Linked DNA regions of Mus musculus: all the other regions are linked to region 4. Evidence: chromatin loops called from intact Hi-C (ENCODE). Cell type or tissue: gastrocnemius. All regions are shown on one strand. Region 1 overlaps Auh (AU RNA binding protein/enoyl-coenzyme A hydratase). Region 2 holds the start of Gm33519 (a long non-coding RNA gene). Region 3 holds the start of Gm33424 (a long non-coding RNA gene). Region 4 has its middle 74 kb from the start of Gm52058. Region 5 overlaps Gm33424 (a long non-coding RNA gene).

Region 1 (5,000 bases), 260 kb after region 4:
GAGAGTGGGTTCTCACTACACCCGGAGCAGGCCCATCTGTACTCAAGCCACTGTGCGCCATGTCATATTTATTCAGATTTATAAAGCTAGCAATGTCCGTGGTCAAAACACGTAAAAATTAGGTATATGTTTTTAATATTTCCCGCATATCAGGCTTTGTCGTTAATTTTTTAATGTGAATAATTTATATTGCACACTCTAGGAAATAATTGATTGTATGTCTACCATGCTGCATTAAGAAAATAAAACTATTTCTGTATCCCAAAAATGTGAAGTTATACCAAATGTAGTTGCTGAGTAATTATGTACATGCGAGCATACACATGTGTGTACATAGGAACACACACATGTGCATGCACAAACACACACACACACATGTGCTACGAGCATACAAATGCCCATCGCCACCAGAGGACCTGGGTGGACAGTCTGAGGGAAACCCCTCTAGTTTCAATAAAGCCAATGGAGAGTGATTTGAGAATCCGCGTCTTGCCCCTTGCCCAACATTTCAGAACAGATTTCAGAGTAAAGTCTCTTTGCTGACCCTGCCGAGGAACCATGTGACACGGTCCCAGAACAGGGGTGAAGGGTCAGCCCATCAGTGGTTCTGCTTGGCTTCAAGCCACAGTGTCTTCGGCAGAGGTGTCCCGGGCTGGGCCTGGCTGTGCTTTCACAGAGCTTGATGCTTGCTGAAGACTGCAGTGGGCTTCCTGTCCCGCCACACACATGCATCCTGCATTCCCTTCCCTCCTACCACACACATGCATCCTGCATGCCCCTCCCTGCTGCCCTGCCCTCACATCCTCACCCTGAGCCTGCTCTGCTGTTTGGGAGTGCACCGATGTGATTCTTAAATTTCTCAAGAGAGAACAATGGCACCAGCCACCACCTCTGCCACTGAGCTGCAGATCAGAATGTCTATCCGTCTATCTGCTAGCCCAGCTAACCAGCTGACCCCCCCCCACCCCCACCATCTGATGTCAGACTGCCACACCCTTGATCTTCAGCCTGAAACCTTGGCCAGGGGGGTGACTGTCCTTTAGACTTCCCAGGGTCATGTCCTGTCTGTCCACGACACGCTGAACATCTCACAGTTATTCTAACTGAGCTGGAAATGGTACTGGTAATGGAAGAGGATGAGGATTTGGGGACCAGGTCAGCAGTTGATGATTGGTCACCACTTGGTTTCCTAACAAGTTGTGAAGCGGAGAGCAAAGTCCTATAGCAACTTAAGACAGGGAGGCAGCAGGATCAGGTGCTGGTCCTTGGTGGGTTTGCCTTCCCTGGGTTTTCTTTTGCTGCCACCCCCGAGGCCAGCCATTGTGGAGGGCTGGCTTGGACTCATAGACCTTGCCACCCAGCATGGAGTATCTGTGTACAGTCATGGTCACATCTGTTCTTTTTGTTGTATTTTTCTGTTTTGAAACAGCCTCGTGTGGCCCAGGCTGGCTTCCAAGTTGGCTGTGTAGTCAAGGATGGCCTTAAACTTGTGATATTCCTGTCCCCACCTCTAGGTGCTGGAATTGCAAGCATGCACCATACCTGGTTTTCTGTAGCATTGGGGCTGAGTCCCAGGGCTTCATGTATGCCAGGCAAGAATACCACCAATCCAACTACAGCCCTAGCACTTGAAGTAGCCGAAACTGGTGGCTAGGTCTGTATGTGTGGGCTAAAGAAGGCAGTTACCCTCCAAGAGGCAAAAGCAAACAAAGCATTTCACTTCATCTCAGCAGGAGACCTGCTGGTTCTGATGGAGGAAACCTACAGACCACAGAGGCCCCTAGTGACTGCTGGAACACTCATACTTCTAGCACTTGAGAAGCACAGGCAGGAGAATCATGCTTTAAAGGCCAGCCTTGCTCTGCCTCCCAGTTAAAAGTTCCTGCAGAGGACCCAAGCCTGGTGTCCAGCACCTCGAATGAGGTGGCTCACAGCTGCCTCTGATTCCAGCTCCAGTGGGTTCGGTGCCCCCTACTGGCCACTGTGGGCACCTGCACACATGCTCATCCATGCATGCAGACACATAAATAGTACATGATTTAGACAGGGTTTCACAATGTAGCTCTGGCTGTCTTAAAGTTCCCTGTGTAGATCAGACTGGCCCCGAATTTTACAGAATTTGCCTGCCTCTGCCTCCCTAGTGATGGGGCTAAAGGCGTGGATTTTCATGTCAGTCCCATTTTGTGTGTGTGTGTGTGTGTGTGTGTGTGTGTGTGTGTGTGTGTGATTGTGCATATGTGGATGAGTGAGGGTTATGTACAGGTGTCAGTGCCTGTAGAGACATTGGCGCTCCCTGGAGCCTGGTTTACAGGCAGTTGTGACCGACCCAATGTGGGTGCTGGGAATTGAACTCCACAAGAGCAGCAAATGCTTGTCACCCCTGAGCCAAATCTCCAGCACAAAATAAATACCAAAAAAAAAAAAGTTATAGATTTTTTTGTGGTTATCTCTTTGATTTCAAGGATCATCTCAGATTTTTGTTTTCTACACTGAAAGATCTGTTTTCTCCACCAACCAAGACTTACCCCTTTATCAAATACAGCTTGTCCGGCAGGGTCATTTCCCCAGCAGCAATGGGAAGGATGCTTTTCAGCGGTGGGGGTGTCGGTTCTTGGATCCAGGGCTTGGAGGAAACACACCCTTTCAGATAGCTTGTTTGTGCTGGCTGTGGCCCTCTCCTTTGCTTGACCTTCATGTCCACTTGGATGGCATGACCTCCACTGACTCTCATTTGGAGTCCAAAGATCCTGACAGGCTGACATTTTAAAATAATAAGTCCATTATTTGTCTACCTGACCTAGTTAAATATTAACTGACGAGTATGTCTGGTTATTGGGCTTTATCGAAAAGCCAGTTGAGATTATTTTTTTTTCATACTATGTTAAAAATAACCATGGTACACGTGTCACAAAATGAAAATGCGTGAAAGTTGCTAGTTGATAATCTAAACAAATAAGAGCTATTTTATACTAATGAAGCAGGGTGCAGATTGCGATTAGGGAACAAGGAGAGTCACGTAAATCCTGTACTCAAAATATCTGTGTTTCAAGCCCTAAAATTCCTACAGACACCCAGCTCCGTCTTGTCCCAGCTCTCCCTTCTGGAACGTTCAAAGCCCGCCTCCCCTCCCTGCCGGAGGACAGCACTTGAGCCTCAGACAGTTGGCGGTTGGTGACCGTTTTCTAAATGTTCAGGGCAACAGGAAAGCCAGGGCCTGGTAGGGAAGATTGAGGAATCCAAAGAGAGTGCACACAGACACTATGGATGCACCACCCTGTCTCTCGCTTGTTCACATTTTGAGAAGGTGGATAGGAAGGTGGCCCTTCCTTGGCAAGTGACAGATCTCTGGGGACAACTGCTCATAGGAGCCAGCATGGTTGTTCTTTGTAAAACCCTAACATAAAAAAATGGCATTGGGCTGACAGTGTGGCCAAGTGGTGGAGGCAGGCCTGAGCACACGTGCAGCCCTGGGATCAACTCCCGGCACCACAAAATACAAGTGTTGATGTGGTGCCATAAGGGTATGTTGACATGCCTGTAGAGTATGTTTACGTGTTTAAGGGTATGTTGATAGGCTAGGGTGGCACATTGTCGTTCAGAGGACTGAATTAGGAACCTACCTGGTGATTTTCAGGCCCTGTGTGACTCTCCGTGACATTCAGTCAAGGGCTCACTCTAGCCTCCTATGGTACCCAGGGGAGACCAGCACATTGTCCCAACAAGTCAGGGATTGATCCCAGAACTGGCGACTCAGCACTTTTGTGCTTGCCGGCAGCCAGATGACATAACCGCACCAAAGCTTTGCTGGGTGTGCTGTCTACACAGGGAAGCATGTCCTTTGCCCTGATCTCATGACTTGGGGAGATAAAGGAGGTGTGCTTATCGGATGGTGACAGGCAGGCAGGCGTCAGAGCTGATACTCCCGGCCCCGTATACTGCCCATGTTCTTCTCACTCTAGTGTTAAACAAATCCCTCAGGAAAAGTATGTTATCCAGTTCTAGTTAAAGAAACTGGGTCAGGAGTGGAAGCTGAGTTAGGTGTCTGTGTGTAGGACCTTGGTGCTCACAGACAGCAGAGTACTCCGAGAGATGTGTGGACACCAAGGGTTAGTTGGCCTCTGCTGTGAAGCCCAGAGTAACCTGGCCTTACACCTCACCGATCCATCACTGGGACAAGTGTCAAGCCCGAGAACCACACTGCTCAAGAAGGGACCCCATCTGTGTTCACCACCATCTGGGCTCTTTTCATCATGGCTGACATGCCTCATCTCTCCACCCCGGTCATGCTGGATGCCGTGACCAGCCCCCCTCCCCCCTCCACCCAACCTGGGACAGGATTTTATTGTGTAGCTCTGGCTAGCTTTGAAATTACAGAGATCAACTCACCTCCGCTTCTCAAATGCTGGGATGAAAGGTGTGCATCTCCATGTCCAATCTTGTATCCGGTTCTTAATGCCCTAGTCATGGGGATGATCATGGAGTCACTGGTTTTCTGAGGGCACCCAAGAACTCTAGAGCAAACTTTGGCTCCACCGATACCAAGAGCAAAGCCATAGGCCAAGCATCATTGTTTGTCAGCGGAGTCAGTACTTGCTGCTGTTTATAGAGGTCCAGGCACATTGCACCTGTCTTTATCATTGGTTCTGCCTCACAGTGGTGTTGATGGTACTGTTCATGTTTCATGTTTCAGAGGGGGACAGCTGGGCAAGGAGGGAGGCCCCACAACCATAGAGAGTTTGGGGCCATGTCTAAGAACAGAGGCCCTGGCCTAGTGGTCTAGTAGTGATGGTGGCACACTCCTTTAATTCCAGCACTTGGGAGGCAGAGGCAGGCAGATCTCTGAGTTCGAGGCCAGCCTGGTCTACAGAATAAGATTCAGGATAGACAGAGCTACATGGAGAATGATGTCTCAAAAAACCCAGGGCCCTGCAGGATGGATTGGGGCCCTTAGATGCTGCGGGGTGGGAATAAGTCTCTGCATGGCAGCTGCCCAGTCACAG
Region 2 (5,000 bases), 76 kb after region 4:
TCTGCCATAGCCTTATAGTGACCCTTGCACAAATTAATTCGACAGCTTTCTCTCATGGGAAAATGACTGGCCCAGGGAGTGGCACTATTAGGAGGTGTGGCCTTGTTGGAGTAGGTGTGGCCTTGCTGGAGTGGGTGTGTCACTGTGGTGTGGGCTTTAAGACTTTCACCCTAGCTGCCTGGAAGCCAATATTCTTCTAGCAGACTTCAGATGAAGATGTAGAACTCTCAGCTCCTCCTGCACCATGCCTGCCTGGATGCTGCCATGTTCCAGCCTTGATGATAATGGACTGAACCTCTGGACCTATAAGCCAGCCCCAGTTAAATGTTGCCCTTAGAAGCGTTGCCTTGGTCATGGTGTCTGTTCACAGCAGTAAACCCTAACCTTAGGAGGTTTTCTCACTTTTCTTTACTTCCTCGGTTTTCTGTAATTCTCCTTCATAAAGCTTTTTTCTCCTTTGCTTACTCCCAGGAATGTCTGCAACTTCAATCATTATTGGCACTGGACAACAAACTTAAGAGTCTCTGTCAACTTTTGATGACGTGTCTGGCACCCCATGGCCTTGGGTCCAGCACCACAGAGGTGAGAGATCCTGCCATGCTGTCTACAACCTTGTATGGCTCTCATCAGGGAAAGGAAACTTTCCAACTTACTCAACTTTCTGTACAAAAAACCCCGATGAATACCAAAACAAAACAAAGCCAAAAAACTCCAAAAACAAACAAACAGAACAACAACAAAAAAGTCAGAATAGACAAAGACTAAAACTAGCATTGGCCAATGATCCCAGGCTCATGGGAAGAAGTGGACCACTATCCCTGCTGGTGCGAACTTCTGTCTCCTCTCCAGGGTTGCCACTGTCGTGAGCTCAAGGGTGAAGGAGCCCATCATGGGCAAGCTTGGTGCTTTTCTCCTCATCAGAACCTATGCTGACTATGACAGGATCAAGCTGACACAGGCTAGAGCTGTCTGAGAACAGAGAACCACAACTGAGAAAGTGCCTCCAAAAGAGGGCCTATCGGCAAGCCCATGGGGGCATTTTCTTAATTAGTGATTGACGTGGGAGGACCCAGCCCATTGTGAGCAGTTTTACCCCTGGGCTGGTGGTCCTGGGTGGCATAAGAAAGCAGGCTGAGTAAGCCATGAGGAGCAAAGCCAGTAAGCAGCATTCTTCCATGGCCTCTGCATCAGCTCCTGTCTCCAGGTTCCTGCATTGAGTTCCAGGCCACAAGCTGTGAGAAGAAATAAACCCTTTCCTGTGCATGCTGCTTTGGTCAGGGCTGTGTGGTCAGCAGCAAAGGGCTGGTATTGAATAGAAACCCTAACTAAGACAGGGTTTTAAGTAGTCCAGGCTAGACTTGCGCTCGGTTCATAGCTAAGCATGACCTTCTCATCCTTCTGTCTCCACCCGTTGTAGCTGTGAGTGTGAACCACCATGCCTGGTCTTTTCAATGCTGGGTTCAATACCCAGGGGTTTCCATGCATGTTAGTCACTCAACCAACTCAGCTGTGTCCCCAGCCCTCCCCTCTCCAACCCCCCTAACCTTTCATGGCCTTCTGTTGCTTTCTTGTTTCTTCTTAGACATGTTCTGTGTCCTTTGGGCTCTGGGGTCAGTGTGAGTTTATTTCCTGCAATTCATGGAGAAATGTTAGGTCTAATTGTCTTTTGGATGGATTCTTCCTCTGCCTTTGTTGGTACTTCTGTAACTTTTCTGGAGGAGCCCACTGTTAATGAGGACAGTCCTGTCTGGATTGGTGACTTCCTAAGAAGTCAGTGAGATAGAGCAGGTTGCAGGGGACCAGGACTGTTGTCTGGAAGGACTTTTTCACCTGTCCGTGGGTGCAGGCCTGTGTGGTCAGCAGCCAAGCCCTGATGTCTGAGGACAGCTGGGACATAAAGGCAGTTAATGAGGCATGAGGGCGTGCCTCAGGGCAGTCAGCACACTTTGCACAAAGGCCAAGAATCTTCCCTCACCACCTGGTTACCCTGCAATGTCGGATGTGAACACCCCAGACCAGGATCTTTCACTGGACCCTAGAAAGTCCTGTTGTTGCTTGTCTTGTGACAGGGTCTGAAGTAGCCTGGGATGGCCTTGAACTCACTATATAGCCAAGGTTGACCTTTTATTCCTGATCCTCATGCCTCCGGGTTCATGTGTTGCCATATTTCATTTATGCAGGTTCTGGGAATTGAACCCAGGGCTTCCTGCAGGCTAGGAAACACTCTACCAACTGTGCTCCATCTGCAGACCCTTTAGCACATTTCCATTTAAAAAGAATAAACCATCCCTTCACCCCTCACCAACTTCAGCAGTTGGGAGAGCTGGCCCTGTCCCTCACCAGCTTCAGCACTTGCGAGAGTGGGCCCTGTACCTTGCCTGGGCAACACAGTTGAGTTGACCTTGATCAGCCCCAAGGGTGTCAGAGCAGAAAAGCCGGTCCAGCCACTCACCAGCTGCAGAACTAGGGAGAGTGCCCCCCACCCCACCCCACCCACCCCCACCCCACCCCACCCAGCCCCCCCCTGCCCCCCCCCCCGCCGCCGCCCCTGCCACCCCTTCCCCTACGCATCCTGCACTGGCATGGATGAGGGTGAGCTGGCCGGGGGCAGTGCTGGAGGGCTCCCCCTGGTGGTACAGGTGTGGATCAACTCAGCTACCACCCAGGCCCAGATCCAAGGCTAAGTTGGCCCACCCCCAAATCTACTTCATCTTTAAACTGTCGGAGCATGTGAAAGGGCCGGTCCTATAGATCTAAAGCTGCAGGATCTCTGTGGCACAGGAGAACACAGGATAACTGGGAGGAGTCCTGGTGAGGATCCAATATTGACGATATTGCAGAAGCCAGAAGCCGCGAACCAGACCGATGACTAATCGCAATGAATACTTTCAAGCAAGGATGTGTGGGCAAAAGGGTGTGCTGTGGATCACGTTGTGACACACTACAGCTTCCACGACAAGATATTTCCTATGCTTTTTTTTTTGTTTTGCTTATTTTTCATTTTTGTTTTTTATTTCCTTTTAGGGGGGAGGTTGCAGAGGCAAAGAGCACAGATACGAAGGGAGAGGGAGATGGATGGGACTGGGGTAAGCGATTTGAAACTCACGAAGAATAAAACACTTTTTAAAAATCAAAAGTAAAAATAAACCTATAAGCTGGAAATGACTCATGGAAGTTGGTTGGTGGTGACGTGTCTCTGTGTAAGCAGAAACATATTATTTGGCAGCCGTCCTTTTTAATGTATCTGGGTATTGTCCATGAAAACAGAGGAAGAGAAAGCCATCGATTATTCTTTCTCTGCTATTTATTAATTGTTCTTTTAGGCAGTTTTAACTGGGGAAGTAAATGAATTTACAATCCTGAGGTGTTTATATAAAATATTAACATACACATACTCATTTTAGGCTTGGGGATTTTTGTTTGCTTTGGGTTGGTTTGGCTTTTTGGTGGTTCTGTTTGTTTTGAGATGGGATCTCTACATGTAGCCCTAGCTGGCCTGGAACTCCCTATACAGACCAGGCTGGGCTCAAACTCACAGAGATCTACCTGCCTCTGCCTCCCAAGGGCTGGGATTAAAGGTGTACCCACATACTTATTTTTAAAATTCCAATTTGTTTGAACACTTCAACCATATAGTTGTGGACAAATAACATTTCAATTAATAAGAGAGTATCAACCCAGGTCCACACCCTTAATCACAGCACTGGATAGGTCAAGGTAGGAAGATTTCTATAAGTTGAAGGCCATCCTGGTCTACAAAATAAGTTGCAGGCCAGTTGGAGCTACATAATGAGACCCTGTCCAAAATAATCATCAACTCAATTGACATAATATAAAAGAGAGTTACTTAAAGCATGAAGAAACAAAGACACTTAATACCTGAGAACACGTTTTTATTTTTTTTTAAATCATGCATTAGAAAGTCATTGGAAAAGATCAGTTTGGGATTTCTTCAGCCACACAAAACTGACTAAAATCACAGGCAGGGATGGTTGTGTTGACAGAACCCAGCACAGCACAAGAAAGCTGCCTTCAAGAATGGTGGTGATGTCACCCTGCTGAGAAACAAGCTGGAGCAAGGCTGGGCTCCCCCTCTGATGAGGTCAGGAATGAGGAGCCGTGTTGCACATCAGGAGGTGCTTGTGCCATGGCACAGGCTGCAGCTTGCTACAGAAGCAAGCTCTGTCTTCCTCTGACCCTTGCTCTCAATCTGTTACCCAACAACGTTCAGGGCTTCCCTGATGTCATCTCATAGGGACGTTTCTCTGTGAGCAGCAGGAAGCCATTGCCTGTGTCAGACTTGGAGTTGATCCACCCACGGCCGGTTCTTTCAGATTGTCACTATCAAACTGACCCTGTGACAAGGAGGAAAACATGGGCGATGTGTGGAAACTCAAGTGCAGATTTTGGAGGGTCACAAATTAAAGAAACCAACTTCTGTGTAAGTCAAGGTGAGACCACATTCGGGGGGCAAAACTCTATAACTACATGGAGGACAGGGTTGCCCCTCCTTCCTTCTTGACACTGTCTGCAGGGCAAGCTGAAGGCCAGACTCCCCAGTCTCTGTCCAGGAAATGATATTTATGCAGAGAGGGGGCTTTTGTGGCTAGAGTGGAGGGAAGGGCCTTGGTGTGAGGAGATAATCCTGAGTTGTCTAGGTGGGACCTAAAGCTACAAGTGTCATCACTCACTCAAAGGCAGCAGAATGGCCACAGGCAGATGGGGGCAGGGATGGAGCTGGTGTGGCCAGAAACTAAGGAATGCTGGTACAGATGAGAGAACCTACAGAGAACAGAGCTGGGCGCATCCTTCAGTCCTTCCTCTCCTCCTCCTCTTCTTCTTTCCTTCTTTCTCCTCCTCCTCCTCCTCCTTCTTGTGGGGGAAGGGTTTGTTTGTGTTTGCTTTGGTTTTTTACCTAGGATCTGTCTTTATAAACGTCATATCACAGGCTGGCCTAGAACACATAATGCTCCTGTCTCCCCCAGGTCTTGATGACAGCA
Region 3 (5,000 bases), 110 kb after region 4:
CGGGTAGTGATTCACGAGGTTAAGGTTCCAAGATGGCTGCCCTCAGAGGGCAGGTGTGAAGGCTCGGGATTGCTTGACCTAAGGGGTTCAGGGAGAGGCATGGAGGAACTTGACACAGCCCAAGTGTCCTGGCTAGTTTTTTGACAACTTGACACAAGCTGGAATCATCTGAAAGGAGGAAACCACAACTGGGAAAATTCCTCCAAAAGATCTGGGTGTTGGGCATTTTCGTATTTAGTGGTTGATGGGGGAGGTCCCTGTGGTCCCTGTGGTCTCAGCTTTGGCCAACTTACTTTAGTTACTTTTCTTGTTACCACGACAGAATGCCGGACAATACACAGTTTAAAGAAGCAAACATTCCTTTTGGGACTCGGTTTTAGAGAATACAGTCCACCGTGGCAGGAATGCATGGCGGGAATGCATGACGGACGGCAGGAGCCTGGGGGGCTGTGGTCATATCTGCTCTGTAGTCAGGAAGCAGAGAGAGTGAAACGGAAATGGACCTGCGCTAGTAAACCTCAAGGCCCACCCACGGCACCCCACTTCCTCCAGCAAGGCTCCCCTTCCTAAAGGTCCCACAACTTTCCGAAGCACGGCCACTAGCTGGAGATCGAGTGTGCAGAACCATGAGCCGACAGGACGATGCACATTGAGATGGCAGTACTACCTGGGCCACGACTCTGTCTCCAGTCAAGATGGCTTCCTACCAGAGCTTCTCCGCTCCAGCAATGCGCAACTCCAGAACTGAGCCTTCTTCCTCTGACACCCATCTACCTCTTTGTGGAGTGGCAAAGGACGGGAGTCCTCGTTATGTGGGATGCCCTGTTAGGGTGTAAGCATGTTATTGCTTCCTGGGCAGTTCCTTACCACAACCCCTGTGCAGATGAAACTGAAGCACAGGCACAGTGTGCAAGGCTCTACTGTACAGCTCCTCTGATGGGGAAATTGAGGCTTCAGGAGTCCCAGCTAAGTCCCTACAGTGTTTCTGTTATTTGTTCTCTGGTGTCAGCGGTGGAATCCAGGGCCCTCCCTGTACACGCTAGGCAAGCATTCTACCACAGAGCTCCAACCTCAGAGCCACTCCACGGGTTCTTACTGTGTAGTCAACATTCATCATTAAAATGCTCAGGTAGGGACCAGTGAGATGATGCAGTGGCTAAAGGTGCATCATCAACCCCGATGATCTAAGTTCAAGTCACAGCACCCAGACAGTAGAGAAAAAGAGTCAACTCCCACAAGCTCTCCTGGAACCTCTATGCCAATGTCATAGCACCTGATGGATGGGCGCACGAGCATGCACACACACACACACACACACACACACACACACACACACACACACACTTAATATTTTAAAATAAAATAAAGTCCAGATGCTAAAGGGCTTATCTGTCGTATATGAGGCCCTGGGTTTTCCTCAGCACTGCGTCAGCCAGGTGACATAGCTCACACCTGTAATCCCAGCATGTGGGCAGCAGGAGCAGTGGGGATCAAAAGTTCAAGGCCAGCAGACATCATGTTACATGAGACTCTGTCTCAGAACAACTAAACAAATCAGCAAATGTGCCTCACACAGCCCTGCTGTAAAATGTGCTCCCAAAGCCACTGGCTTTCCCATGTGACTTGCCCATTCAGACCTTGGACAAGGTCTAATACCTGCTGCAGACAATGACGTCATTCTCTCTTATATTTGCCATTTCATTTCATGTGTGCCTCTGTTCTCCAGGGACTGGATCAGCCCTGTCCACCCCTCCCATCACCCTCAGCATTCCCAACAAGTTCTCTGTGAGCCTCATAGCTCTCTCTTTCTCCCCAGTACTGGCCATGATATCTCAGCCACTTCCAAAACTTGAGACAAATCCCTCCCCTTCAAGAAGTGCGTCTGCTCACTGCCATGGAATGAAGGCTCTCTCCTCCGAGGATCTATCAGAACATAGACTGGGCTTTTAAGTGACTGTTATCACACTGTGAGAGCGATCTGGTTTGCTCTTAAGCCAGCATCCCCTGCATTCTCCCACTAGTCTCTATGGACCTGTCTTGGCCACATGAAACGAAGTGGCAAGAGAATGATGTCATTGTCTACAGCAGGTATTAGACCTTGTACAATGCCCAGGAATGCCCAAGACCTAACAGGAGCTCAATATGTGGAAGAATTAGTAACCTATTACCCCCCCATTTACCTCTAGGGTGAAAATTTCTTGTTATGAATGCTCACTGGTTCAGGGGAATTGAAGGGGACTGGCAGTAATAGAATTTACTGTTCATGTCTAGTCAGTCTGCTCTCTCTCTCTCTCTCTCTCTCTCTCACACACACACACACACACACACACCTGTAATTGTATGTGTACGCATGTCCTGGTTGAAGATACAGTTTCCTTGAGGAGACTGGATGCTATCTGTCTAAACAAGATCTCTCACCCAAGCTGACCTAGAACTCCCTCTCTAGCAAGGGTGACTTTGAATTCTAGCTCCTCCTGCCTCTACCTCCTGAGTGCTGGGATTTCAAGTGTGAACCATCGCAGGCAGCGGTTTGTTTCAGTGCCCGGGATCAAGCCAAGGCCTCAGGCGTTACAGACCAGCACTCTACCAAATAAGCGGCCCCTCCAACCCCACGCTGAGCTTTGAGGGAGCTGAGGGTGGGAACCTAACACATGCCAGTCTGTGCTGCAAGCCCCTTCCTAAGCAAGGGTAACATCAGCCACTGTATTCTCGAAAAACATCCTGCAATTGATATTATTATCATAAATGACTACCAAGAAGGGAAACTGAGGCAGAAAGCCATGGAGGAAAGCCTATCTCAGCAATAGTACTGTCAGTGGGGTCAGGGAGTTGAGCTGAAGACAGGGATTTCCATTTCTGTAGCCACCAGTGGGCCCTGTCGCAGCATCCTTTGGTGATAGCCAGAGCCTGATTTTTTCCATCACTCTGACAGTACACGGCCTGATAAGATGTCCCTAATTGTGTGCGTGACTGTAGCAGGTGTGACTGTCTGCAGCTGATGCCCCTGAGTGTATGTGTGTGTGTGTGTGTGTGTGTGTGTGTGAGAGAGAGAGAGAGAGAGAGAGAGAGAGAGACAGACAGACAGACAGAGAGAGACAGAGAGACAGACAGAGAGATCGACAGATTGTGGCAGGTGTGATTGTCTGCAGCTGATGCCCCTGAGTGTGTGTGTGTGTGCACGTGTGTGACTGTAGCATACGTGATTGTCTTCATGCAGCAACAGCTGAACCCTGAGCACTTCTGCAGAGTTGCTCAGAGCTGATGAAACTGGAAACTTCTCAGAAGACCAGAAGTGTGGTCAAGCACCCGGCTTCCTGGCTTCTAAGAGCCTTTGCCAGACAGAGTATTCGTCAGAACTCCCTGAAAACCAACTACAGAAGACAATTTCATCTGAGTCTGTCGTTGTGCAGTGTTAGACAGAGGCACCGTGAAGAGTTTGAAGGAGGAGGCTCCCCCTGGAGTAGCCTCTCTGCAAAGCCCACCTCTTCGATCTCCCTAACTATACCTTGGCAGGGACTGAAGCTCCAGGATCACTTCTGCCTACTTCTACTCCCTCTGGGCTGGAGGAGGGAGCAGGCCTTCAGAGACTTGAATGATCCCCTAGATGAGACTGGAGTACAGAATGTTCTAGAATCCAGGCTTCTGGTTGGCAGCCATATCTTCTTCCAGTAAAGCACTCTGGGCAGAGCGTTTAGATAAGCTTTGCACCTTCTTGGTCTGAGTTGTATGGCAGAGTGGATGTGTCATCTCTTGTTCTTAGTAAAATGGTTTTCGCTAGGACATGTTTCACAATTGTAGATTTCACATCTTTGAAAGCCAGCTAGCTCTGTTTTGGTTGTCAACGGCTGCCGCAAGGCTTGCTCCATCAACCATGTTTTGCAATGGATGCTATCAGCTGCTTCCAAAGTCCTGACCATATTTAATGGAGCCCCCCCCACCCCATCCTGACCGTTTTTAATGGAGCCCCCCCGACTCTTGCCACCTCGTGGCCTGTCTCCCTTCCTCCTACACCAACACCTACATCTCCTGTTGAATTTGAATGAGCAGAGGGACACTCAGTGCCTGACATGTACACCGTGTGCGGCTGAATTTGAAGACATGCTTCCGTTTTTTGCAATACTGTGCTTACAACACATCCCTGAGTCATTTGGAAAGCCTTTGAAATGCCTTCGAACCCTCAGCGGCTCTCCTCTGGGGCAAACCTGTGAGCAGTGTAGAGACTTTTCTTTCTTAGCTTGGGCAGAGCTATTTCAACTACCGGCTCCTGTGCATTAAAGCCATCCCTTCTCTGGGGAGCGGTATTTGACCCTCTTTTATTACTCAATTTCTTCCCCCAAAACAAAACTGCCAAATCAGTTTTTGGAGAATTAGGCCAAGAATATTTTTTTTTTTTTGTAAGTATGGATGAAGGAACTGCACAGCAAGAGCCTGGCAGGAGAGGAGGGGGTGGGGCTAGGGGACAGCAGCGATCTCTAAACTTCCTACTCCAGCTTGAAAGGAGCCAATGCCTGGTGGGATGAAGGAGTCCAAAAGTCAAAGCTGAAGTCCCATCCTAGACTGCCGGCCCCTACTGTGAAATCTAGGAGCTGTCTGCTCTTCTGCTCTGCAGATTGTAATTAAAAGATACAGGATGGAGCAGAGCAGTGGGAGCATCCGCCCACTTTTAAGCCCAGCGCTCAGGAGGCAGAGGCAGGCAGAGCTCTGTGAGTTCAAGGCCAGGCCAGTTTACAGAGCTAATGCCAGGACAGCCAAGACTACACAGAGAAACCCTGTCTTAAAAAAAAAAAAAAAAAAAAAGACATGAGATGGGGCTAAAGAAGTGGCTTACCAATTAAGGGTACTGACTGCTCTTCCAGGGGACCTGGGTTTTAATTATCAGACCCACATGGCAGCTCACAAGCAGCTGTAACTCCAGTCCCAGGGGATTGAATGTCCTCTTATGGCTTCTGTAGGCACCAGGCACACATGTGGTGCATGAACATACATGCAGACAATAATAT
Region 4 (5,000 bases):
AGAGTTTATGGGGCAGGATGGAGAAGCAGACCTTCTCTATACTAAAATATACTTAAACACACACATATATTTGTATAAACACATATATTATAGCAAACTATAATTACTGCTAAAACTTACATATGTTCATATACATATTTTCACGTATTCAGTAAGAAGATAAATTCCCTCCTAGCCATATTCATCACCATGACTTTTTAAAGGGTCATTTTCTGTAGTGGAAAAGGGTGACAGAAACGAGGTGAGGGACACAAATACAGCCCCAGAGTAAAAGCAGCAGAGATCATGAAGGTCCCTGGTGGATAGCAAGAGGGACAGATTGACAGGGAAGAGAGAGGCACCAGCCAGAGAGAGAACAAAGAACAAAAAAGGACCGACTTTATTGGAACAGGCAACTCCCATCAAAGGAATTGCAAGGACCGCGCCCACCCCATCCTCCCCGCCCTCCCCCCCCAGGTGGAAGGCCACCTGAAGACTCTGGGCCAGACTTTTAATAGGCTCCCCAGTCTTCTGGTCTCTTCCCTGGGAGGACTTGCTGTGGGGCTGATCCTCCTTTGGATAGTTCCCTCCCTCAGCTGCCCAGCTGGCTGTTAGCAGTTTGCAAGCCGATGTAACAGTTGTATCTAGGACAGGGGTCTGAAGTATCAGTAGATGATGAACAGGTCCAGGTCTGCAGAAGATTTCCAGCAAGGGTCTCAGTGCCAGAGCTGTAACGATGGCCCCCGTCAAGGGCCAAGGGTTCTGGAACTCAGGACCTGCACAGGGGCTGCCGTGTTCCAGGGCACCACTCGATGCTATTCCTGCCTGCCTGCTGCTGCTCACTGGGGTCAGATGCTGGGGGCTGGGAAGGTCGGCAGACAAAGTTTAAAAGATCTGCTTTTTTACCTAATTTTTGTTCACATGGAAGAGAAGAACCCTTGGCCAGCTAGCTACTGCTGAAGTGACCATCCTGGGTACTTTCTCAGCAATGGGAAACGAGCTAATGCGCTCAGGCGCTGAGGTAAACATTGTATGAATGCCTCTTTCTCAGCCATTAAAACAGCTGCTGTAGATGAGTGGTGTTGCTCTCCTGACAAGCAGAGGAGCCATACTTTAAGAGATTATTTTGGTTTTGGTTTTGGCTTTTCGAGACAGGGCTTCTCTGTGTAGCCCTGGCTGTCCTGGAACCCACTATGTAGATAAGGCTGGCCTCAAACTCAGAAATCCACCTGCCTCTGCCTCCTAAGTGCTGGGATTAAAGGTGTGCACCACCACTGCCAGGCCATGCTTTAAGAGTTTAGAGTTTATGGGGCGGAATGGAGATGCAAACCCTCTCTGCATAAAACAAGTTAAACAAATATATTTCTTTGCATAAACACCTATATTTACAAACTATATATTATTTATAAAACCTACATAGGTACATATGCATATTTACATGTATTTAGTAAGAGGACAAACTCCCTCCTAGCCATACTGATCTCTTCTCTTTAAAGGGTCATTTTCTGCATGTCCATGGTGTTCCGGGCTTCTCCAGTCCCCTGCGAGTACGTGTGTGAGCAGCAGGTGGCGCTAGAGTCCTCGCCACTGTCCGGTTGTATTTACTTTATGTCCAGTGAGTGTCCTTATCTGTTCTCAGGATCCACCCAGGTGGGTTCATTGAGCCAGACTCCCCATCTGTGGATTTGGAATGAAGAAAAGTGCCGAAAAAGAAACTAAAGGCTGACCAGCAATTTCCAAGCCTGATACAGGTGTGTGAAGGTCAACAGACAAGGTCCACCACAGGGACGGAATGTGTGCCCCTAACCGTACAAGACTGACTTTGCCTCCTGAATGCTAAGCATCCTCGTGCGGGAGGGAACATTGGACCGCTCGCAAGAGGCAGAAACAGGGCCCAGAGAGCAAAGCCTCTTCTAAAGAAACAGGAAGACAGTACCACGGAGTACACAGTATTCCCTGCAGTGCTAGTCACAGTACAATGAGGATGTGAAACTCTCCAGGTCAACAGAGGGTCTCCTGGGAGGGACAAAGGACAATAAGGAGGGTATGTACAATGTACAGTATTTATATGAACAGGCTAGCTAAGTTAAAACAAAACAAAACAAACAAACAAAAAACCAAGCAGCCAGCAGTGTAGAGGCTACCTCCACTAGAGTCGCAGGCTAGCCCCAGAGCCCAGGGGAAGCCCCGAAAGAACAGAGAACAGGAGTCTCTGTGGGAATTCTCTGTTGCTAATACTTCTCTCCCTTTTGTCATCCACAAAAGCAAAATAAACAAAAGCAGGGGCCCTGCTCTGGCATGGCATGTTGTGACCTGAGGAGTCTCAGGTGTGGATGGCCCTGCCTATGGTCAGGTCTCCTCCTGTGGAGGTTTGGAGGTGGGGTGGTGCTAGATAGGGGTGGGTAATGACCTACCGCTGAGAGTGTGTGGGAATGGAGCCCCCAGAAGGTGTCCCTTCTGTTACTTATGTCTGTCACCTTAAAGAGCCGCCAGCAGAAAACATCCATTGAAACGACGTGATGCTCTGAGACCTAAAAATACCCCCAATGCTCATGTGTCTTGTATCCCCCCACTGCAGCAGTGTCCAGAGGTGAACACCAAGGTGACAGAGTCGAGGGCTCCGATCTCATGCATAGATTAATTTACTGATGGAGTCGGAGCTTAACGAGATTATGAAGAGATGTTTCAAACTCAGGAGGTACACCACAGTGGGAGGCTGCAGGCTACTGAGGCCATACCCTTAGAAGAGATAGTTTGTTCCCACCTTGTTTACTTCCTGGTGAGCAGCTATGTCCTACCACACACTCCCAACGTGCTGGTCGGACTCACTATGGCCTTTGCAAATGACTGAGCCAGCCATGACAGAAGCCTCGGAAACCATGAGGCAAAATAAGCTGTCCCTCTTCTAAGTTGGTTCGCCTCGGGGATTTGTCACGGCAACGGAAAGGACTTAACACGAACCAGATGCGATCCAACACGGAAGTGAACAGGATTCGAGCTGCTGGATTTCACATAGAGGCCAGCAGAGGGAGATTTTAAACTCTCCTTCCTACCTGTAGGATTCTGTAGCAAGTGGGGGAAACCCAAAGCTGAAGGGGCGACAGATCTCTTTCCTAATCATCTGACCCAGGAAACCTGAGCTTCTAGGATGTCTAATGATGATGTACCTTACACACGTGCGCGCGCGAACACACACACACACAACTGGCATCACTGAACCTAAATTAGTCATTTGTAGGAAATTAAGAAATACCAAAGGGACCAACAGAGTCTCTTTTTCATTAAATCCACGTGCTTGCCAGAGGTGAACAGAGGTCAAAACAGACGACTGAAGGAGACAAACACTGCAAACTGAATTACGTTGATTCCGATGGTAACAAGAGTCACAAGTTGTCATTTGTATGATGAAGAAATAAACATCAAGGCGTAATTTTATGACTGGCTTGTTAGGCATGAAGTTAGTGGCCTCTGACTATGGAATCTTTGTCAAGTATTCGGGGCTGCTATCTTTCCTTTCAATTTGCAATGACTCTCAAGTGAGACCATAGGTATTTATAACTCAGTTACCACACCGTCTAAATGACGCTGATACTGTTAAGCCCCAGTTAGCTAAAAGACTTACCCTGGATGCAGTCTGTCTCTGATGACTTCTAACCATGACTTTTCTAGAGACAGTGCCTGGCGTTCCTTTCTCTTGGGGACCCTCAAGATGCTTTGTCTCACTCTACACACCTACCCCTTTAGCACGCTGAAGGGAGAGCTTTTTACCAGTCCATATGTAGAAAGCATTTACTGAATTGATGTTGATGGATTAAAATTTAAGATGTGCTTTCTGATGTAACCCTTGGGCTATGTGGACCGAATTCAGTTTCTGTTACACAGGATCTTCCTGGCCTCATTAGACTTGAGTAGGAGGCGTGGGTGGTTTTGTTTTTGTTTTTTATTTCCAGGAGCAGGTAGAGACTTACATGTCATAGTTTAATTATTTACCAATTTACCTTTTTATAACTTAAAAATTGTTTTTGGAGGCAGGATCTCCTATGTTCCAGGCTGGCTTTGAACTCGCTCTGTAGCCAAAGATGACCTTCAATCTCTGAGCCACCTGCCTCTACGTCCCAAGTGATGGCACTATAGGTGTGCACCAGCATGTCCTATTCATGCAGCGCTGGGCATCAGAGCCAGGGCTTGGTGCACACTAGACGACCAATCTACCAACTGCACTCAATCCTCACCATCACCCCATGGAATTCAGCTAACTAGGTCCACCAGTAAGTGTCCATACATACAGTGTCCTCTTCTAGAGGACGGACACTGTCTCTGGCCATGTGAACTATGAGGGTACCTTGGCCTCTGACCAGTCAGCTCCCTTCAGGTTTCTAATAAGGATAACAGGAATGGACCCGGGAGTGTTTACAAGTTATTACCAATGAAAAGAAGTGGACTTGGGCATTGTTATGCTAGGCCATGCAACCGGTGCATGGGAAATGAAGTGTGAGCTAACACCCAGACCAGGCTGCCTTGCTGTTCCTGTGATGGACCACACCATGTGGGTGAGTTGGAGTTGAGGAGGCCTCACCCGCAGCTTTTCGATATTGTGGAGACGAGGGTGCTTGCTCTTTTTAAAGCACTTTTCACTGAATCTGGAAATCACACGTTGACATTAAACAAGTCTTTCTTTTCCAATTTCTCATACTTACGTCATATTCTCTCAAATAAAAATGGCTCTCCAGACCAGAAATTCTCCATCCTGGCATCTATCCAAAAATGTTCTTTCTGCCATCCCAGTCATGACTTTGAGTTTAACACCGCCACCCGCTCCTCCTTCCTGCTCTCACAGGAGGAGCAAGTGGAAAGAAAGCATTCCTCCTGGGAGCACTTGAAATGAGTAATTCTCTGTCAAGTAAGTTGCTGGATTAATGTCACTGAAATGCAAACACTGACACTCCCTGCCACCAGGAAGCTCTAGTTTGCTCTGTTTGCATCTTAGTCAAGTTTTTTTTTTTTTTGTTTTTGTTTTTTTG
Region 5 (5,000 bases), 98 kb after region 4:
CTCAGTCACTGTTCTAATGCTGTGATGGAACACCATGACCAAGGCAACTTATGAAAGGAAGCCTTTAACTGGGGGCTTGCTGGCAATTTTAGATAATGAGTCCATGATGATTATAATGGTGGGGGAGTATGGCAAAGGACTCCTAGCACTGTACTCTGATCTCCAACGATTTTCAAAGGCATCTGACTCATGCCCTACTATGGTTTGGTCCCAGATACACGGATTTTTCTTTTCTTCTTTTTCTTTCTCACCCCAAGGCCTTCCCATGGCTGTTTCTTTTGTTTGAAACATTGTATCCAATGTCTGCTGCGACTTTCTCCTTTTCCCTGCAAGTCTCAAACCCCAGCCCCCCGTGACACACCTCTTCTGACAAGACCTCACTTCCTAATGTTCCCTGAGCAGCCCACCAACTGGGAAGTAGGCATTTACCCAAGTCCGTGTGGGAACCAGTCTCACTCAAACCACCATAGGGTAGTACCGTTGCTTGGCTGGGATCCTGGAGGAAGCAGGCAAGCCGAACAGAAACAAGTTCCTGGCTCTCTGCTTCCTGGTTGAGGATGCTCTGGGACCAGCTATGTGGAGCTCCTGCTGCCTTGACTCCCTGCGGTGCTTGAGGCGCTCTGACTGATGGTATTGGTTAAAGGTCAGGAACCAGCTTATCTTTACTCCTTGCTTCACATAGCCACCAGGCATTCAAACACCATCCACAGAATACCTGGCCGATTCTTGTCTACAGAGATTAGAAGAAAACATCCCACGGTACTGCATGGCCTCACCCCCTACAGGAGCTCCAGGGAGCACCTGGCACAACTTTTCCACACAGGAAACCCGGAGTCTCAGCATAGATAGATAGATAGATAGATAGATAGATAGATAGATAGATAGATGGAAATGGCGTCTCAGCATAGATAGATAGATAGATAGATAGATAGATAGATAGATAGATAGATAGAAAGAAATGGCGTCTGGGTAGACAAACACCAGTCTAGACCTGAAGATCAGGTGTGTTATAGCTAAATGCAGGGAAAAGGAGAAAGTCGCACCAGACATTGGATACAATGTTTCAAACAGAAGAAAGAGCCTCAGGGTGAGAAAGAAAAAGAAGAGGAAGAGAAAAATCAGTGTTTCTGGGACTAAACCATAGTAGGGCATGAGTCAGGTGCCTTTGAAAATTGCTGAGGCTCAGAGTACAGTGTTAGGTGTCCTTTACATAGACACCGTGGGAGCACCAGTCGCAGGGATGACTGGGACCCAGTTGATGTTACACTACACGGTGTCAGCGCCGAGAAAGGTTAAAGCAGCTCGGCCTGAGGTGGAAGGAAGTGGGCAGAGAGACATGCCCTCTTCATGTTCTGAAACCAGAGACCGCTTTCGTATTCACTGCTTAAATGAAGTGTGTAGTCAGTGACGTCACTGGTCACACAATCACATAAAAATCACAGACAAGACAACTGGGGCCCGGAGGAGTCAAGAAATTTTCTCAAAAATCACACAGCTTGTAAGCAGCATCAAAGCTCTAGGCCACACACTGTCCTTAGTCACACAGCACAATCTTTCTTGGTATCTCTGGTTCTAGATTAAAAAACAAAAAAACAAAACAAAACAACACCCCCCCCCACACACACACAAAGCAAACCCAGAAACTTCTTATGCATAAAAAAAAAATTCTTTTTAAACAAAGAACCAAATAGTAGATTTTCAGACTGGGTTGAGGTCCAAATTTTAGAGAATCTTATGCAATGTAACATCTATGATGTAATTCAAGAAATACAGCAGTAGACCAACTACCACTATAATAAGATGACTGCATATCAGCGAAACAAACAACCAAAGATGAGGTTAGAAGTTTGTAGGAGGATGCAGTGAGGGGTTCAGAAGGAATTGGGGTGTAGTGGGGAACAGGTATCATCAAAATACATTGTATACATGTGTGAAATTCTCAAAAAATAAATAAAATTTTTAAAAAAGCTTTGGGAGCTAGACAAATGGGTCAGCAATTAAGAACACTGGCTCCTCTTTCAGAAGATCCAAGATTTAGCTCCCAGTATCCACATGGTGGCTCACAGCCATCTGTCACTCTGGTTCCAGGGGATCTGACACCCTCTTCTGGCCTCCACAGGCACCAGGTATACACATAATGCGCATGCATCCATGCATGCAAAACACTTATACACATAAAATAAAAAATAAAACCGGGCATGGTGGTGCATGCTTTTAATCTTAGCACTCAGGGTTACTAGACAGGCAGATCTCTATGAATATCAGTTCAAGGCCAGCCTGGTCTACAAAGACAATTCAAACACAGCCAGGGCTATTACACAGAGGAACCCTGTCTCAGAAACCCAAAAATGAATGAATGAATGAATGAATGAATGAATACCTTTAATATAAGCTTTGTGTGGTATACATTTTGTTTCTCTGGGTGTGCATGTACATATGGTACTGGAGGTGAAACTCAGGTCTCTTGAATATTAGTAATTCTATATTCTATATTCAGTAGTAGCAAGTATTCCACTATTGAGCTTTGTCTCTGGGCCTTGTGTATGTGTGTGTGTTATTTAATTTGAGGAGATGTCTCACTATGTAGTTCTGATTGACCTTGAGTATATTATACAGACCAAACTGGCCTCAACTCAGCTGTCCACCTGCTGCTGCCTCCTACGTGCTAGGGTTAAAGGTGTGCACCAGCAAGCCCAGCACATGTGTGTAGTTTAACTTCTCAGAAAGTGTCTCCTGAAAGAGAAAGGCTTTGCTATGTAGATCAGGCTGGTTTGAACTAAATATTCTTCTGCCGCCACTTCTTGACCCCTGGGATTACAAGAGTGTACCATCGTGTCAGCTGTTGAACTATATAAACATTACAGAAAAATGTATAATAAATGACAGATGCTCCCTGCTTAGGACCCAGAAGGAGCCACCAAGAGCCACTGGAGATATATATACACACATATAAATAAATAAATAAATTAATAAATAAATATATATATGTATATGTATATGTATATATATTATCTGATTATAGATAGATAGATAGAGAGATACATACATACATACATACATACATACATACATACATAGATGTGGGGCAGTGAGCTGTGTACAGACAGCCTGGTCTTGGTCGAACACAGGTCTGGAACCCAGAGACCTGGTGGGCAGTGACTTCTGCCTTCATGGGATGGTAGGAGTCCGGCCACCCCTCCTGGGCCCCTGGCCCTTGTCGCAGCTACAGCCTCCCACAGCCCCCCTGTAGAGAAGTATGTGGGCCATCAGTCACATAGGCAATGCCCCAAGCTCCTGGTATCCTGTCCACTCCCACAGTTACTTGACAACAGCCAGGATAGCCCCAGCCCACTATAAAAGGAGCTGCTTGCCCCCTACTCTCTCTCTTGCCTCTCTTACCCTCTTGCACTTAGTCTTGCTCCCTTGCTCCCCTTCTCTCTGCCTTCCCTCCCCCACCCCTCCACGTGGCCATGGCCGGCCTCTGCTTCTCTACTCTCTCCCTCTCTCTGCCTTTCTACAATAAACACCTTAAAACCATGGACTGTCTCTTCTCATCAGGATCCGCTGTGCTGGAGCAATGGAACAGGTCTCCCTCTACAGAGCAGAGCATCTAACCTCCTGCGGGGAAGCCTCCCTGTGCTCCACTCCACAAGGCTGCCAGCCAAACCAAGCAGCCCACTGAGCTAGCTGTTTGAGCTAGCCAGACTCTCTCCTCCCCAAGGTAATCTGCCAGAGCTCTCCTCCTACGCTTTTCCCTTTGGCCCCGGGCCACAGTCCACCTGAGGGTCCCCACATGTTCTCAGCTCTTCTGCGACATACAGTGAAGTCTGGGATGTCCACGAGTGAGTGCCTGTAGTCCCTGGCCTCCGTGCAACCCAGGGACCCCAGAACCCGCTCTTCTGAGGTACCCAGTGGTGTATGTGGTGCCTGAGAATCTGAGCCCAACTCCGGCAGTTCCTCAGGGTCCCCAGACTCTACCTTCCTCACCCCCAGAGTGAGATCCCTGGGCTTCTCACAGTCCAATGCCTGCCCGGCAGTGGCCATCTCACCCAGGGGCCCTAGCCTCCAGCAGACCTGGGACCCTATTTTTACCCCATACAAAGATACATGGATACATACATAGATACATAGATACATACATAGATACATACAGGGATACATACATAGATACATAGATAGATATGTAAATACATAGATACATACAGGGATACATACATAGATACATACATAGTTTTGTATAGTTCTTATTGTATGTATGTATGTATGTATGTATAGATAATTCTCTTTTGCCTTTACAAATAGCCACACAGCTTTAGTGCCTGTTTACACTATACATTTCTCTTCAGCACCATTCAGATCTACTGATAATCCTTTAAGTGGAGCCAGCATCTATCTAGCTAAGAGACCACTGGTGGCAAAGGGGTGGCTTTCCATCTCTCCTCTCACAGATAACACTGCAGAAGCAGCCTTGTGTGCGTTTTTGCTCACTCGGATGATTATTTTCCGAGGCAGATTCCGAGCCACAGTTGCTAGCTCTGCCAATGTGTTCTCAGAAGTTAGTTAAGGGGTAGACTCAGTTTCACACCTGATGCTACTGCCCCAGTCACCAGAAGAATATCTATTCATTCCCCAGCATACTGCCTTGCTTGTTTACATAAAAACCACCTCAGAGCAGGAGACAGGGCTCAGTGGCTAGGAGGGCTGAGTTCAGTTCTAAGCATGCATATCAAGTAGCTCACAACTGCCTGTAACTCCAGCTCCAGGGGATCCAGCTCCCTCTTCTGGCATCTATGGGCATGCACACATATGTGGCAGGAACACACACACATAAATACATACATACATACATATGTAAATATTAAAAATAAAATTATTTTTCAAACACCTTGTTTTACTTCCATGTTTCCATTATTAATGAAGTTGCTCTGTTTCCATATATCCTTCAAAGTTCTTTGAACTTGACCTTTTCCAAACTTAATTAATTTGTATCATTTACTGAA

What was found. Peaks named below come from ENCODE experiments on the same cell type or tissue, not always from the same donor. Only the 100,000 strongest peaks of a DNase experiment are listed, where the experiment ranks them.
Region 1: it touches region 4 in a loop (2.5-fold over the local background); 4 of 42 quality-filtered maps call a loop at or near these places.
Region 2: a loop joins it to region 4, with 4 times the contacts of the local background. A loop is called at or near these places in 12 of 42 quality-filtered maps.
Region 3: a loop joins it to region 4, with 4 times the contacts of the local background. A loop is called at or near these places in 19 of 42 quality-filtered maps.
Region 5: it touches region 4 in a loop (4-fold over the local background); 22 of 42 quality-filtered maps call a loop at or near these places.

What each region holds. Positions count from the first base shown.
Region 1 is chr13:52,830,387-52,835,386 of GRCm38, reverse strand. It overlaps Auh (AU RNA binding protein/enoyl-coenzyme A hydratase), which reads left to right. Exons shown (of 10, transcript NM_016709.2): 10 at 1-277. It overlaps Gm33315 (a long non-coding RNA gene), which reads right to left. Exons shown (of 5, transcript XR_003950688.1): 1 at 4,387-5,000; 2 at 2,526-2,755. Among named protein-coding and RNA genes, the nearest start is that of Gm33315, 3.6 kb to the right of the region's middle. In gastrocnemius, a CTCF peak has its summit at 1,976 (motif pointing left); no DNase peak of the experiment used is centred here.
Region 2 is chr13:53,017,366-53,022,365 of GRCm38, reverse strand. Gm33424 (a long non-coding RNA gene) reads right to left here. Exons shown (of 3, transcript XR_382381.4): 3 at 3,877-4,355. Gm33519 (a long non-coding RNA gene) reads left to right here and starts at 3,945. Exons shown (of 2, transcript XR_382384.3): 1 at 3,945-4,451. In gastrocnemius, a CTCF peak has its summit at 2,650 (motif pointing left); DNase peaks (open chromatin) are centred at 1,894, 2,651 and 4,153.
Region 3 is chr13:52,984,712-52,989,711 of GRCm38, reverse strand. It overlaps Gm33424 (a long non-coding RNA gene), which reads right to left and starts at 3,747. Exons shown (of 3, transcript XR_382381.4): 1 at 3,506-3,747. In gastrocnemius, no CTCF peak of the experiment used is centred here; no DNase peak of the experiment used is centred here.
Region 4 is chr13:53,093,390-53,098,389 of GRCm38, reverse strand. No RefSeq gene overlaps it. Among named protein-coding and RNA genes, the nearest start is that of Gm52058, 74 kb to the left of the region's middle. In gastrocnemius, a CTCF peak has its summit at 2,998 (motif pointing right); a DNase peak (open chromatin) is centred at 1,553; H3K27ac peaks cover 855 bases.
Region 5 is chr13:52,995,114-53,000,113 of GRCm38, reverse strand. The region is part of intron 1 of Gm33424 (a long non-coding RNA gene); the gene reads right to left. Among named protein-coding and RNA genes, the nearest start is that of Gm33424, 12 kb to the right of the region's middle. In gastrocnemius, CTCF peaks have their summits at 2,109 (motif pointing left) and 4,810 (motif pointing left); DNase peaks (open chromatin) are centred at 433 and 2,070.